Regions from separate parts of the Mus musculus genome. Here region 2 is linked to region 1. Evidence: chromatin loops called from intact Hi-C (ENCODE). Cell type or tissue: left cerebral cortex. All regions are shown on one strand. Links, peaks and the distances in the headings refer to the core of each region. The heading gives the core; the rest is flanking DNA.

What was found. Peaks named below come from ENCODE experiments on the same cell type or tissue, not always from the same donor. Only the 100,000 strongest peaks of a DNase experiment are listed, where the experiment ranks them.
Region 2: it touches region 1 in a loop (3-fold over the local background); 6 of 42 quality-filtered maps call a loop at or near these places.

What each region holds. Positions count from the first base shown.
Region 1 is chr2:179,873,268-179,881,597 of GRCm38, reverse strand. It overlaps Cdh4 (cadherin 4), which reads right to left. Exons shown (of 16, transcript NM_009867.3): 8 at 7,389-7,526. Among named protein-coding and RNA genes, the nearest start is that of Gm36066, 74 kb to the right of the region's middle. In left cerebral cortex, for the core only: CTCF peaks have their summits at 3,832 (motif pointing right), 6,173 (motif pointing right) and 8,115 (motif pointing right); DNase peaks (open chromatin) are centred at 3,844, 6,201 and 8,088.
Region 2 is chr2:179,066,149-179,074,478 of GRCm38, reverse strand. No RefSeq gene overlaps it. Among named protein-coding and RNA genes, the nearest start is that of Gm35948, 30 kb to the right of the region's middle. In left cerebral cortex, for the core only: a CTCF peak has its summit at 3,924 (motif pointing left); a DNase peak (open chromatin) is centred at 3,924.

The DNA.
Region 1 (8,330 bases), core at 131-8,130:
CGTGCAGCAAGCTCTTGTCCTACCCTCACACTTTTCTCATGTGCACGGAGGATCAATGGCAAGTAGCTAGGAGGGATATGTGATGGAGAGTGGGAGGAACAGGAGTCTAGGGGTAGCAGCTACAAGAGGCTTCTGAGAGAAGTGTGCCCTGGCTCCTTCCACCATCTAGTTACTGCCCCAGGTGGCTTGGGGTCAGCCACTGTGGCCAATGACCATGCAAAGAGGTGTTAACCTCTCTGATGTTAAGGCACAGTGAAGTTGCTGTGTGCACCCACAAAGGCCACATGGGCTCACTTGGAGTGGGGGAGGGGGTGTCTGCCTTAGGAATCCAAGTGCCCCCTGCCAACTGTGGTCCGTTACTGGGGTTGGCTTCTAGGTTCTGTGCTTAGGTGCTCTGATCTTACCTGCTCTGCTGTCCTGAAATTCACCTTAGAGCAAGATAAATAATTGTCATGTCAATTCAGGATCAGATGAGAACCCATTGTGTGTATCCTAAAAGATATCCCCATGGTGCCCCCAGTGCTGTTCTGGAACATTCCTGCAAAGCAGAGCCTTCCTTTGATTTTTGAGCCATGTTTGGCCTAGCTACTTTGGAGCTAAGAGGCCTGAGGCTGCAGAAGGTCCCCCCCCGCCCCCAGGAAGCACTAGGAGGGAAGTAAGTGGGGCACAGCTGGTTTCCAGAGAATGCTAGGAGATGAAACCCTACTTTCAAGCCTTCCGCCATTTAACACAGAGGGGCATAGGGCAGTTGCAGAAAGAACAGCAGACCTGAGTGGTGACCACATACGTCCAGTGTCTGGCTTCCTTACTGGGCTCCTGGGTTCCTCTGTGTGGCTGGGTGAGGCTATCATTGCTGGTGACCTCCATAGTGAGAATCTCTTCTCCTGACACCGACATTCCATGTCAGCAATAGGGTTGCCATAGTGTCTGAGGGCCTGCACCCCATGATATGGGGAGCTAGCTGTCTTTGGAGGGAGATCACAGATGCTTGCAGACAGAACCATGTCACCCAAATTTATGTGTTGAGGCTCTTAGCCCAACCCAGCATCTCAGCTGTAACCTTGTCTCAAGAGGTGTCAGCATGATGCTGGGGTTTGTCCAAACCCAGCCTATGTGGCATCCTTGTGCATATTCCCCAGTGGCACACACATTGAGGGTGTATTAGTTATTTTCCCTACTGCTATGGCTAAATCCCTAACAAAAGCATCATAAGGAAGGAAGAGTTATTTTGGATCCCAGTTTGAAGGTTCAGGCCATCGTGGCCAGTAAGTCATGGAGGCTGCTGGTCCCCCTGCATCCGCAGTCAGGAAGCAGAGGGTAAGATGGCTGCCAGTGCAGCTTGCTGTCTCCAGCCCAGCATCGATGATGCGGCCCACATTCAAGGTGGCTTTTTTCTCAGTCAGACTCCACTGGGAACTCCCTTATAAATACACCCAGATCTCTAAATCCAGGACTTTCCATGTCCTAGGAGAGGTGTTCTCTTATAGACCAGATTTCCAGCGTCTGTTTAGTCTGAGAGGTTTTTCTGGATCTTTAGGAATGTTCAGACCCCCTCACATGCTTTCCAAAAGCTGGCTTCTCTAGCCATGACAGTGAAACAAATTCTGCCGGGCTCTGTTCAGAAATCAGAAGCCTAGGTTCTAGATTCTGAATTGGCTTGGAGGCTGGTTCCTTCCACCACTGATACACTGTTTCATTATTGTAACATCTTTGTTACAAATATGTGTAGCAATAGTTACAGATGTAAGTATTGATATATCTGTGAGTCTTAGGCTGTCAAGTTGCAGACATCTAGGTGGGCATGCAGGCCTCGCAGGCTCCATGAGGTAAGAACACATGGGAACTGGCATTATGGTGGGCTCTGAGATGCTCCCTGGTTAGTGGGTAGCCAGGATGACACAGGGTACCCTGGTTTGCTTCCTTCTTCCAACCCAGTGCCTTCACCTTCATACTCTGCTTGGCCAGGTGGGGGCCCAGGGACCCAAAAGAGAGTAAAGTACTTCTTTGGACACAGACCTTGAAGTCTTGGTTCCAGGCTGAGGGGTGACTTGCTGCTGTGGGTCCTTGGTACCCTTTTCCTGTAAGCTACCTGCATCTCTGCCTTCTTACCAGGTCTTCTGCTGGGTGGGGCCTGGGTCTGGTTCACTGTATTCTGGCCTGTCTGTGGGGTCCTTCAGAGGCACTGGAGGCCTCCATTGTCTGAGGGTGGACCCTGAGGGAGGGTTGAGGAAGTGGAGGTGATGCTGGGTGGTCAGGGATGCAAGCTCTGGGCTTAATCCTGTGCCCACCACCTCAGAGCATGAAGAACTAGCCCCCAATTAGTGACTTATGGCTGTGTGCCTGAGTGTAATTAAGGTTACAGAGTCTATTCCAATTTTAAGATGCTAAATTTTAAGTCCTAGGAACTTGTGCTGGATCAAAATCTCTCTCTCCTCCTGGGTTTCCACACTTAGTTGAAAAGCTGAGAATTCAGGGCTTTTAGAGGTTGGCCATGGTACTTGCTGCTAGGATGAGTGGCTGGTAGGTGCCACAGTGCCTCATCTGGCTAGACTCATAGAAGGTTAGCCCAGTTCTAACCCCACAGTTGAGTAGCCTTCTCAGGCAGGTAGGTCACTCCAGAGGACAGCATATGCTATACTCTTGGTTATTGGGATAGATGTTTCTAGAAGAACCTCAAAATCTCGGAGGTAACAGGTACAGATCCTTGGTTCTAAAGTTCGGTGGACTTTTGCCTCCGGGGAAATAATTTCCACCCTGGTGAGTGAGCCATCTGCCTGTGATTGCTACCTGTGGTTTGGATAAGAGTTTTCCAAAGTCCCAGGTATTGAGGACCTGGTCTTTGGCCTGTGCAGTATTAGGGGCGTAGTAGAATCTAGGGTAGGTATGGGTTAGTGGGAGGGAGTCAGGTCAGTGGGTAGGTTGTGCCCCTGAGAGGGCTGTGGAGACCCTGACCCCTTCCGGTGACTAAGTGAGCAGTTTCTTCTTCATACTCCCCACCATGCTTTGCAGCCTGAACACACACAGGTTCACCGTGACCATGGATGGGACCCTCTGAAAACATGAGCCAAAACGGGGGTTTCCTCCTTGTGTACCAATGACATCATTGTCATAGCCACAGAGAACCAATACCATGTGTGTGCACAGCCTGCTCAAGTGCTCTTCAGTTACTGTTCTGCTATGTGCTGTCCCTTGTCCAGCTTGGAGGTGACCTATGGGAACACCATGACCTAACCCTATTTCAATCACTTAACTGGGTGTCACTCACTCCTACGAGGGGACAGATCATCTTGTATAGACAAATATCAAACGTCACTATAGTCTTATTGCATAGGCTGGGCCTGAATGACTCTGCCCTTTTTTCCCAGTGGAGGGACAGTGTGGAAAGCTTTGATGACAGCTCTCACCTCTTACTGCTAAAGGTCTGGGCTAGAATTGCCTGGTGTCTGCAGGTTAAGCCTGTGCTTATTGTTCAGGTGTAAGCTTCTTAGAACCAGCTATGCCCCCATCTTGGCATCGATCACACACAAATGTAAAATACGGACAAGCTTTCTGGGCTCACAGCGGTCTGGACATCAGCCAAGGCCACACAGCAAGAAGGGATCAAGAATAGCTGAGGGTGGCTATGTATGGGCGGGGCAAGGCTTAGAGGAAGAGCACACACAATTGCTGGGTCTCAGGGCTCCTCTGTGCTCATCGGAATCTGTGCATTGGGTAGGTTGGAGGCTCCCAGGACACACATGGTCTGAAGTTGTTTTCCACCCCAGTGGGTCCTGCATTGCTCTGGTGGGGAAGTGCTGGTGGTAGGGTGGCCCTGGGTGAGTTATGGGCTCTGGCCTCTAGGGGGCACTGCAGCTGCACAAGAGCAAGAAGAAAATAACTTTTAATTAACACTTGGGAATAGGATTCGGAGCTGGCAAATCCCTGCATCTCTTTAGCTTTGCCTGATTGTTCTTGATTAAGCTTCACAAAAATAGCCCGTGTGTGTTGTGTGGCCAACCTGCCTGCACACTCCCACTGTGAAGAAAAGACGGTGTCCCTGTCTGCCGCTAATCTGGATGGTACCCTGGCAAGTATGAAGTCTGTAGAGCTTGTATCAGACGGGAGGTGTGCGCTTGATGTGGAAAAGTGTTCTATACTCAAAGGACTTCAGACTGCTACCTGCTCGTCCCTCCCTGCCCTCCACATCCCAGGGAACCAGGGGTTTCTACCTTCCTTCATGGGTTGCATGGAGGCAGGACCAACTCCTGGAATGAGCTTTGTGCCATTAGACTCCACATTTAAGTTCCAGTGTGACCTGCCAGCTGCCTGTTCCCAGCAACCTGTGCTGGCTGGCTCATAGCGATTTCTTCTGTGCCCCAGCTGAGAGGCCGCTGTTCACTCCAGAGCTTCCTTCCTCTCATGCGCCTCTCAGATGGCATGGGACCTGCCTGGGCATTTGCGGTGTGGCTCATGCATATGAGGGAAGATGGAGTTCAGTTAGGTTGTATGTGGTGGTTCAGGACGGACAGAGCTCAGATCCATGGGCAAAATCAGTCTATCCTGAGTGTGAAGGAAACTCCCCTGGGGCTACCGTGGAGGGTGCTCCGTGGCAGGCTCTGTGGCAGGCGCTCTCCCACTGTACTCATCCTCAGGCAGTACTGTTGGGCTTGGGCAGTAGCCTAGCAGGTGCAGCAGCCTCTCACCTTGGAGTCAGAGCTACCAGTTTGGGTCCTGCTAAATTCGACCTCAGACAGTTTCACAGATAGTCGGCCCATTTGACACAAGAGTAGGGATTCTTGGCTCTCTGTCTATCTCTGAGCCAAGGGTATCTGCAGGTCTCCTGCCCTTTCTGAACATAGCAGCCCTTCTTAGAGCTCGTTGGAATGAGAAAGTTGACATGGCTGGAGCTTGTGGTAGGACTGCAAGGCAGGCTGGGTCCTTAAACATCACACACCGGCCTATGAGGCTCCTTCCTGTACCATCTGTCTGTGATGAACACCCTCTCCGGAGGCGTTCTCCTCAAAACCGTTCAGGTCGCTGAGGTGTGCTATCTCCTCTGTTGGGAAGGAGCCCAAAGCTGCACTCTTTTGGCTTCCCTGTGGCCTGGTTCTCATGGTGACTACACCGTCCAAAGGCCTGAGGGTAGGATCAGGGGTCCTGAAATTGGGAGAGTTGTGTGGTTTCTGTACCCCGATATCTGTACTCCAGCAGTCTGGCATAGGCAGAAGGGTATATTCCTGGGAGCACACGTAGCCCTAACTTAGCAGATGCCTGGCTCAAGAGTGCTGTCCTGATTGTTTTTATTTTATTTATTAATTATTATTATTATTATTGTTATTGTTGTTATTATTTGTTGATTTAACACAAACTAGAGTTATTTAAGAAGAACCTTAGTGGAGAAAATGTTTACATCATGTTACCCGTAGGCAAGTCGGTGAGACCATTTTCTTGATTAATGGCTGATGTGGGTGGGCCCAGTCCACTTTGGGCGGTGCCATCCCTTGGGCTACCATTGTTCCTGAGCGCTATGAGAAAGCAAACTGAGCAAACCATGAGGGGCAAGCCAGTAAGCAGTGTTCCTCCATGGCTCCTGACTGGGGCTCCATGCTTCAGTTCCTGCCTTGAGTTTATGCCCTTTATGACGGAATGTGGTCAGAACGTGTCCTGGTGTTTTATCACAGCAATAGAAGTCTAGTTAAGACAAGTGGGTTTGTGTCTGAGTGTGGTGCTGAATCAACTCCTGACAAGGCTACCCTGCATGAGTTTCCTGAACTCCTGCGTTAGCTGTGGCAAGGCATGGTCTAGACTGGGGTGGCCCCTGTGTGGGCCTGGCACTAACCTGACAGCTGAGAGTTCCTGCACTGTCACAGAAGGTGGTTGCCACGCTGAGCACTGCTCAGCAAGCCCTCTAGAGGCCTGTCCATCTAGGCCCAGGGCAGAGGATGTCTGTGGCAGGGCTGTCACTTGCAGGTCAGGGTCAGTGACTGCTTCCCTAGAGTCTGAACAGACCGAACCCAGAGAGAGACCCTCCAGCTTTCTCAGGGTCTCCCTGGCTGGAGCATCAGTGCCTCTCCAGGCTGAGTAGCCTGGCCAAATCTTCTACCCCTCTTTTTCTGCACCTGTTGCTTGTGGAAAGGGACAGGACTCACTCCAGTCTTCAGGGGGCCCGAGCCACCTTGGTTGTCAGTCATCTTCTATTTGGCCACTAGATGGCGCTGTGGTCTAGGAGAACAGGATGAGAACAGGCTCTTGAGCAGGGCTTCAGCCTTCTAGACACTTTCTCTCCCCTCTTCTCCTCTCCACGTGGCATCCATTTTCAGGGTTCAGTCCCAGCTGCTCCCTGTGGGCTGTGTGCCCAGAGTCCCATGTCCTGACCCCAGAACAGAAGCTCATAGGGTAGACTGATTGGGACCTGATGGGAGAGTGTCTACCTATGTGTTTGGCAAAGTCCTTGTTACTATTATGGACACATGCCCCTTTTCACTTCACCGCTGGGAGTGACCTCCTGACCTTTCCCTCGGTACACCCTGGCCTGTAGTCTGCCATCTCTTCAGGGATGGGCTGGACTGTGTTCACAGAACTGTTCAAATCCATGGACTTGGGAGTCCTGGAGGCAGAGATGGCTGAGACCAGGGCCCCACAGAATGTTGGGAGGCACAGAAGTGATTATCATGTCTGATGTGCACCAAGAACGCCTAAGGGTCTCACAGGTAGGGACCCTCCCTGCAGCGTGGCTGTCCCATGGGGTCCAGGAGAAATGACAGTCATGTGATTGATAGTTTTGTCTCTAGAGTTCCCTCCCAGGGTAGGGTGGGAGGGTCTGTTCCTCTGGCCCATGACTGGAGGCCCACAGTGGTCTTCCTATACCATAGTTGTGTGAATACCTGTGTGTTCAGCAAGAACTCTTGACCTCTTGTCCAGTGTTGTAGCCAGTCTTGACCAGTTTCCCTGCCTGCTGATGCGAACCACAAGGGGCTAGCCCCTCTCCACTGAGGACCAAGGTAGAAAGGGACCCTTGCTTCAAGGGCACATATGCCCATAGCCAAGGCCCAGCTGGGCATCTCCCAGTCAGGTACCCACTGCACAGTCATACACGCCTCTTCAAATGATATGGTAGCCTGATTGGTCAGCTCCTCCAGACTTAACAAAGGCCCCAGCAATGTATCAGCCATCACTTAATCTTGGGGCACACCACACCCCTAATTTCCTAGGGCTTTCTCCACAGGTGTGTCTGGGCCCTTCCTTCCCACTAGAAGTAGCCGGCATGGTGTCCCTCTCCTTATGAGGCACCTGTGCTTCGACAGTCATTACCCACAATCCATTCAGCTCTTCTCCCCACTGAGAGAGAAGGAAGTGCCTGTGAATTACAGCTCAGGGCTGGCATCTCTGCGAGAACCTGAGGTACTCACTGTGCTTGTGGTGAATTCCGGAGGGTTGTCATTTACGTCTGTCACCGTGATGATGGCAGTGGCTGTGTTCGAGAGACCATAATTAAGGTTTCCTTCCATGTCAGTGGCCTGGACGATGACGGTGTACTGCTGGACTTTCTGGAGGGGAAAGACAGCGTGTTCAGACTCAGCTCAGTAGATGAGGAATACAGGCTTCCTCAGTGGGTTCCATCCTGGCACAGGCTGCTTGGGACTCCCTGGAGGTGTGGGAGCCTGGTGGTAGGGGGCTGTGGCAGAAGGAGGCTGGCCATGTCTGCTTCTCATCAGCTTTCAGTGGGTGCATTCACTTCTGGTGTTAAGAAAGGGCAGGTCAGGGTTCAGAGGGACCTGCACAGTCTTCAGTATGACAGGGAAGACAGCCTGCAAGGTGCCAGGCTAAGGGATGACACTGTTAGGGTAAAGCTGAACTGCCAGCTAGAGCAAGAGTCAGGGAGCAAAAGCAAGTCACAGCAGTTTGGGTTCACAAGCTCCACAGTGAAGGGGCAGTGAGCACCTGCACGCAGGTGTGCTCTGCGAAAGGCAAGCCAAGAATAATGACATGCTGTATCAGGCACTGCCGGAGTCACGTGACCCTCCCTGCTCACTGCCCACACCAGAGAGTCACGTGGCCCCTGTGCTCACTGCTCACTAAGAGGCAGAGGCACTAGAATTAGGTGCCTTTCTTGACCAAAGGCAGCATGCTGTGGGAGTGACAGCCTCTGACCAGCAGGGGGCAGCTCTGTGGGGACCCTGCCCACTTCTCACTGGCACTGCTGGGGGACAGGGTAGAAAGGACCCCTCTGGGATGTCCTCTAGAGGACTTAAATCTCTACTCCTGTTCTCCTGAGAGGTTTGGAAAGGCCAGTTCTTACCTCACACATGACTCAGGGAAGTGTGTGTGAGTTCCAGACATTGGCTCCAGGA
Region 2 (8,330 bases), core at 88-8,087, 810 kb after region 1:
TGTCTCAGCTGCAGAGATTGGAGGCTAGAGCTCCTAGAGCCGGTGGGTGAGGGAGAGGGCGAGCATCTATAGCAGAGAAGGCAGGCAGAGGAATTCTCCTGATTTGTGTGAATGTCCTATTTTCAAGCTCCCACCAATGTCCCATCTCACTTGCCCCAGGGACACAGCCAGCCCCCTTCTATTTACTACACAAGGCCCTAGGCCTGACTGAAGAACTGGTTGCCATGGATTTCGATTAGCTGAAAGTTGGGGCTTGAATAGCAAGCCTCTCATTTAAAGGACACCCAGACAGATAAGATGGGCTTTTCAAGGCCAAGTGAGCTGGACCAGGCTTCCTACCCCTTGAACTTGAACATCTCAGAAGACCATTGCCTCCTACAGGGCAGACCAAGAGCATAACCTGGTCTTCAACCTCCTGGTCTAGGATCTAGACCTTGCCCATTAGACATGGTGAGTAAGAGATGTTACATTGTTTCTTTCATTTGCTCTCAGTTTGCTTTTGTGTTAATGTAACAGACCTTTTACTCTGGAGCCCAGGGAAACACATTTGGAAACACATTTGGAAACAATGAAATTATTTTTCAAAGTAGTTCCCATCCTTGCTTTGTGTATTAACTTCTTATCCTTCCTGCTTCTTCACCCTCCGCTGCCAGACTCTCTCACTCGCATTAAGAAACTTGTGTCTTTGCTGCCGTGACCTTTAACTGCCATGGGTAAGACAGGCAGGTAGTGAAGAGCTTTGACCAGGAGAGTGGTGTCTTTGTAAACTTGTGTGAAGACACAGTCGATGCTGTGAACACTCTCATGAAGCAGGAGTGGGCGAAAATGGGGAGTTCTCATCACCATCCCCTCAAGCCTCCCTCTCTTCCTGACATTATTGAACCTTGAGACTTCAATGGCTTCAGATCTAGCTACATTCCCATCGATAATCAAGATCATGTGTTTCCTTGTTTTGTTAAAAACAGCAGTGTTAAAAAATAAATCATTAATTCTCACCTATAGTAACATTACTGTCTGACCTCTTCTCAAGGGAAAGAATGTCTCGGATCATTGAGTTTGCCACAACACAGAACAAGTGCTGTGGCCACCTGAAGGAAGGAGGTCAGAGATGCTGTTCATATCTTGCACTGCCCAGAACACTTCAGTAAACCTATCTGGCATGTGATATCCTTTCCAAGCCTCTGTGATTTCATGTATGTATGTATGTATGTATTATTTACAGTGTGTGTTTGTGTTAACATGCTGTTTATGTACTTGTTAGTGTGTGTATGTATGTATGTATGTATGTGTGTATGTATTATTTATGGTGTGTGTACATGTGCTATGTACTTGTTAGTGTTTGTGTGTATGTATGTATGCATGTATGTATTATAGTCTGTGTTTTTGTGTGTGTGTACATGTGCTGTGTATATACTGGTTATTTGTATGTGTGTGTGTGTGTGTGTATTTTTGTAGTGTGTGTGTGTATACGTGCTGTGTGTGTACTTGTTAGTGTGGGTGTGTGCATGTGGAGGGCAGAGGCAGGCATTGGGCCTTTCCTCTATCACTCTCTACCTTTATTTTCTGAGGACAGGACTCCCTTTCACAGAAACTGATCTGGCAAGATTGGACTGCCAACCAATGAGTTTTAAGGATCTGATTTTCCTATGTTCCCTGTCCCACATGCCTGGTGCTGGGGTTACAGGTGTGCTCTGTCATATGCCCAATGTCTTAGATGTGTTCTGGGGATCTAAACTCAAATGAGTCCCCCCTAAACCTGTGTATTTTGGTAAGGATACTAGGTTTTTTATGAGAACATTGTGTTCAAGTCCCGATCTGGCAGGATGTCATCTGATTTGATGACACCTGCAAAGAACATATTTTGAAAGGGGTGCTCTCAGACACCAGGGTCAGGATGGACCATATCTCTTGGGCAGATGCAATCAATTCGGGACAGGGAGTTGTGCTTGGGAATTGGCGTTCATGTCTGAGGCATTTTGCAAATAGCTTTTTAAATGTCATCTTTGTTTTCCAAGCTTGGGACAGGTCAGCCTGTCTATGGTTCTGGTCTGGGCCACTCCAGCCCCTCCTTGTCTGCACAGCTGATTACATTCCCCTCTTCCCTCATTCCCCAGGTCATTCTGACACTGTGTACCTCTCCCCATGTTTTCTCACAGTGGGGGTTCATCCCAACCCCCACTTCTACCCTTTGCTTCTTTCTGCCCATCTATTTGAATTCTCATTGTTCCAGGTTCTGCTCATTGTCCCTCCCCAGGGAGAGCATCTCTGACCTTCAGAGTAATATGTCCTCCCTGGAGCTACTCACCTTCTTCCCTCTCTTATGTGGCACCTTATTGCTACCACATGAAGAGGCTCTGAACTTGCTCCCTGCACATCTCACCCATGAGATACAGGGTCCAAACAGGCAGAGCCCTGAACTTTGTATCTGTCCTTATTTTAGACCACTTAGGACCTACAGGGTTCATGAATATTCACGGATCAATGACCCTCTTTTTTGAGTTGTTCAAGTCTAGGGTAGACCTGACTCTGTGTCACAAAGTGGGACCAACCAGGCTCTGCAGAGATGAACAAGTAGAGTCCATTACAATATGCATCCAAGTTGTGGGAGATTTCTAGTAATTGTTTAATTTAGAAAGAATGGAGTGTGGAACACCTGCTGCTGATAATATATAGCTCCTATGTTTTCTTAAATTCAATTACGTATCATCCACTAACGAGTCTCCATGTCTCTATCCCACCAGTTCAGTCATTTATGTAATGTGTTCCTGAAAAAACATGATTTTTAAACACAAATCAATTTATTCAGTAATAAAACTTTTATCATTATGGTAAATGGGAAGGCAAATGGATTTGCCATCTACAATAAGTAGGAGTATTCCTCGAAGCTAAATATAACAAAATAAAATAAAACAGAGTAGCACTCGCTGCATTATGACTGCACTGCAAAGGTTCTGGATACGAGGTTGGCTTTCAGGCAGCAGGAGTGAGGTGCAGCTCTGTACCACAGGGGAGCAGGATGTTACTGACTGGAGCAGGCAGGCTAGATCTAGGAAATCTGCCTAGAGAGACCATCACTACTTCAAAGTAAAACATTATTGTGTTTTGTAAGTTCACATGAGGTAAGCTCATATGCATGTATATGAGTGTCGGCTCACATGAGTTGATGTGTATGTATGTGTGTGTGTGTTCCTAAACACCTTTGTGTGCTTGTATGTGTAAGGCATCCTTGAGTGCATGCATGAGCATGTATGGTTACAGGTATGCTCATGAGAATGCATGTGTGTGTGTTCATAGACACCTTTACATACATGTATGTGTGTGTTTTCATAGGCACCCTTGAGTGCATACATGTACATGTGTGTTCACAGTTCCAGTCTATCACAGCTGTGTATAGAAGGGTTTGTAGCTCACAGTCTCTGGAGTACATAGTTTATCACAGCTGAGTATAGAAGGGTTTATAGCTCATAGATCCAGAGTATAGTCCATCACAGGTGGGGAAGCTATAGGAGCTTGAGGCAGCTGGTCACTTTGCATACAGAGACAGGAAACAGACAGTGATGAACACTAGTGCTCATTGCCCTCAGCACTGGTTGTACTTGTTGCGTCCTGGTCTGCCACCCTGTGAAAAGTTCCTGCCTGGCTCTCCCCTTTCCCTGGAAGAACTCCCTTGCTATGCATTCTACTACATTGAACTGAATACTCTGAAGCCATGAGCCAGATTGCATCTCTCCCCCATCAAGTTGCTTCTGTCACATATTTGGCCACATGATGAAAAGTTACTGAAGGAAATTAGTAGCAAAGAAATGGATCAATTTCTGTGAGTAAGCCTGAACAAGTGGTTTTTGAGCCTTTGGAGCTGACTTAGAATTCAGTGGCACTAACACAGACAAGCTGGAAAAGCCCTGGAGTACTGTAGTGCCTCCTAGTGGCTGCTTCTGGTATGAGTTTGGAAGCCAAGTATGCATATAGCCAATGAAGACTGTAGCATTCTGGGGGGAAAAATCGACCTGTGTTCTATCCATGTCCTGAAACTTTGAGCATAATTGATTGAATACAACAGTAATGGACTAATGTATTTGATGGGGAAGAGAGTAGAGAATTTGTTCAGCTGTGGGGACTCTAGTTGAAAGTGGGGAGTAAGAGGTAGAAATAGTTGGAAAATGTGCAACTTGTCCAAAACTAAGTATAGACACGGTTAAAGTTGCAGACAAGATGGCTGTAATTATCAACAGACTGGTGCCATTAAAGAGAAAGTGTGCTTTGTGCTATGACAATAGGAAATGTGTCTGGGTTGAGAGTTGACCCATGGGAGGCTCCAAGGTAAAAAAACAAAACAAAATAAAAACAAACCCAAAAACCAATTTGGAAACTCTCTTTAAACAGTGAGAGCTACAGGTGTGTGCTACAGGAAGAGGGATGCCTAGAGAAACATTCTCAAAGGTTCAGCCATGTGTGCATTCAAATCTGCTGAGCCCTGGTCCAAGGGGACTTGAATACTTCTCAGGACAGAAGCCGAATCTTGAAGTATCCACACAGACCTAGCCTTTCAGATGTGCAGCATAAGGTGCTGTAATTCTGCAGAGATGTGTAACACAATTCTTAAAGAAACCATGTGAGTTCGGGCAATGTGTAACCTCTCAGACTCCCTGAAGGGAATGTTCCAGCTTGTGCTTGAAGCTGGGAGGGGAAGCTGAAGTTGTGAGGGAGACAGTGGCCCATTCTGTAAATGATTGGAATGTGGGATGCTGGCTAAGGGAACCTGTAGTCAGCAAGTAGAGCCGGCCCAAGCGGGAGGACAAACATGCTGTCTGAGGGGAAGTCAGTGGGTCGAGCTGTCTGAGCCCACTGGAGCGCACATCGTAACACCACTTGCCCTGAATCAGGAACATGAAGCTTCAGGATTTAATGGTTTCCCTGTTGGGCTCTGGTCTTTCTTTGAACCAAGCCTTTCTTTCTACACTCCACACTCTTCCCTTGGGTGTGGGATGTTTATTCTGTGCCATTATATATTGGAAGTATGTAATTTTCATTTTCATTTTGCTAGGATCACAGCTCAGAGTTTGCCTTGAGTCTCAGAAGAGACTTTGAACTTTGGACAGTTTGAACAGTGTTAGAATGGTGAAAGCCGTGGGGACCCTTCAAGTTGGAACAAATGCAGTTTGCAATATAAGACTGCCATGAGCCTTTGGGGGACCCTGGGCAAGTATTATGGTTTGAATCAGAAATTTCCCCCATAGACTCACAATTTCTGTCAGGAATTTGCCCATAGTGATGGAGAAATAACAATGCACGGGCCAGTGACTTTTTCCTTACTACAGTCCCACCTGTTGTTAGCACCTGGCACAAGAAAAATCACTTCCCATGCCCAGTTGATAACTGAATCAATAAAGAGACTCCAGCCAAGCAGGGTACATATCAGCTACTCCATGGGTTTGCTGCTTATAGAAAATTGAATGGGGATGGGGGAGAACAGGAGGGCAGAATAGGGAAGAGATGGAGGGCTTCTAAAGGCTGGGAGAGCCTACCTTCTATACCTTCTATGCTAGGTTGAGGATTAGAAGAGAAATATTTGTGGTAAGATGTGTAAACCTGTCACCCCACCCACATCAGATGGTAAGCATAGGACACTGCTAGGATCACCACCTACTTACCTGGGTGACTGAGACCCAGGCTTAGACATAGCTGAGTCTGTGGGTTCAAAGTGGACTCTAGGATCCAGGATGCCCTCTGTGCTGTGGGAGGAAGCAACAGATTCTTATACCTCTAAAAACATCTCAAGTGCCACAGCAGGATTCAAGAGAAGTCAGGAAGAAGCAGAACATCATAACTCAGAGGATGGGGAGGGTGTAGCCATGGCAACCAGGAGCAATATTCTCTCTTCATCTCTGATGAAGGGGGTTCATTCATGTCTGGGGAGACTGAGGACCCAGAAGCCAACAGGATAGTGTTTTTATTGTCTGCTAACGTAAGGGATTGACCCTCTACCCACCCCAGGAGCTGATGGCATTTAAGAAAATCAGCCAAACAATGCAAAGCACAGAAAACAGAAGGGTTGGTTGGCTTTAACCATGGGGTAATTTCCCATCAAACTTTTACCCAGCACAAGTATTTTCCAAACACTGGGATACTTTGCAGGGATACAAAGAAGAACAAAAGCTTAGCCCAGATAGAGTTAGAAGATGATTCTGGAAGCTTCCAACTTCACTGTCTCCCTCATTTCCAGGTAATTGTGGCCAGCTCTTCCTCGTGTCTGCACACATTTTCTCCTAAACAGCTAATAAATGAAAACATCTCTATGCAGAGCTGTTTTCCTCTGATGGAGAGATTTCTAAGTCTGTCACATAAGTCTAGAAGAAATTGTCTGCACAGAGTTCAGGTGTGAGGGCAAGAGGCAGATATGTTTCTGGGGCAAAAGATGAGGGGAGGTGGGAGGGGATGCAGGACATGAGGCAGAACAAAGTCACCCCACCAAGACTTATCTCTGGGTACCTCCTTTTCCAGACCCCAGGCACCGAGATGAGGGAGTCTGAACCCTGCTCAATTTGCTGAACAGGCAACTCCGACCCTTGGGAACTGTGGTTCTCAGGGTAATCTTGTTCCAAGGACACAGCCAAACATGTCTGCATGTCCAGTTACTTGCTGAGGCAGACATTGGCTGTTGACCCATTCAAGTCCATGGCAACCCTTTCAAAGCAGAGCACCTGGGCAGGTAAAACCCTTCATGTAGCCAGTGCCACAGCAGCCTGGTGTGAGCATCCAGGTTGGGGCTGGAGATAACATCCAAACCCTGAGGGCAGAAAAGGGGACGAGCATGCAGGAGAGGCCAGCAGAAATGGGGTGAGTTATGACTAATTCCTTGAGACTGAGGCAACACTCAGGTTCTGGTGTCCTAGGACTGTGGAGTGCTGAGTCACAGGCTGGGGATCCGGCTGATAATGTGATTGATACATTCCTGGATGACCGTGCCCTGCCTTGTGGCTTCCACATTCAACTCTGTAGTCTTTCCAGGAATACTAGACCAGACCTGTGATTCTCTAACAAGTCCACATCTGCTTAAACTAGTTGTGGGGACTCTTGCTTACATCTAAGACCCCTCCTCTTCTGGAATTGCCAGGTGTTTGGCTTTTTTGAAAAGTGAACATGTTTAACATTGAGTGTAGATGCAGAGGCACTACCTGCCTGAGAGTGTCCTGGAGTGAGAAGGGCCATGCGCTGGCCACTGAGCCACGTTACCACCTTGCCTGGCTTAACTCTCTCTAGTGCTTGGCTTTCTTTAGTACCTGAGCTCTAGTTTGACCGAATCATGGGTATTTAGAGTCTTTTTGTGTGGCACACACAGGAGCTCCAGAAAATTGTCTGCCTTTATTTACTTTCTTTCTCGAACAACCACCACATCAATAAATAGCCTTATTATTCTCTGGCTGATACAGTTAATTATTTTTAAAACACAAGATTGTCTATTTGTATCTTGTGTTAGAAACACATGAGATTGACCCAGAAAAAAAATGGACACATCACACTGAGATTGATTAGAAATTCAGAAATGCGGATAGATATTTTTTCTCACTGATGGAGCCCCTAGCCTATGAGCTGTGGATAAACCGTTTGGCCATGAAAAGAGTCGATGGAAACACGCATTAATCTATCCGCTTTCTCCGTGACCAAGGCTGTTAACTTAAGAGCCACGAGGCCAGAGAAGCCATCGATGGGGAGCTACTCTGATAGCAAAGCTAACAGAGATCTCCGTGGCTCTTCAGACACCTAAGTAGATTAACCTGTGTATTGATTACCTGGCCTGCAAATTAATGAGTTATCCCCATTAATTATGTGTGTATCTTCATAAATGTCCTTAGACTTCCTAGTCTAAGGAAGGAAGGTGTGGGGAACCAAGTGAGATCTGTAAGTTTATTCTGAGGAACTGATCTCCACACTGCTGGCCCAGGACATGTTCTTGGCTTTCCCCCTCATAGGTTCCCTTTCCCAGCAAAGAGAGGATGGGCCAAGATAGACTGTCCCTTGGTCTCTATCTTGGCTTCCCTAGACAGCAGACTCCAAATCTGGCCACACCTAAGTCATCTCAGAGGGCTCTGGAGAAAGAAAGAAAAACAAACAAACAAACAAACAAACAAACACAAAGCAACAACAACAAAAGAACATTGTTATTGTAGCCAACACTTTGAAAATACTATTGGCCAGCCCTCTTTATTTAAAATTAGTACATGTATTCATTTACATCCATGGGTCCTTCATTAAGTATGTGTGCATTTGTGTATATATGTGTGTGCAGTTGGGTATATATGCATCTCTATGTGCACGCACCTGCATACATA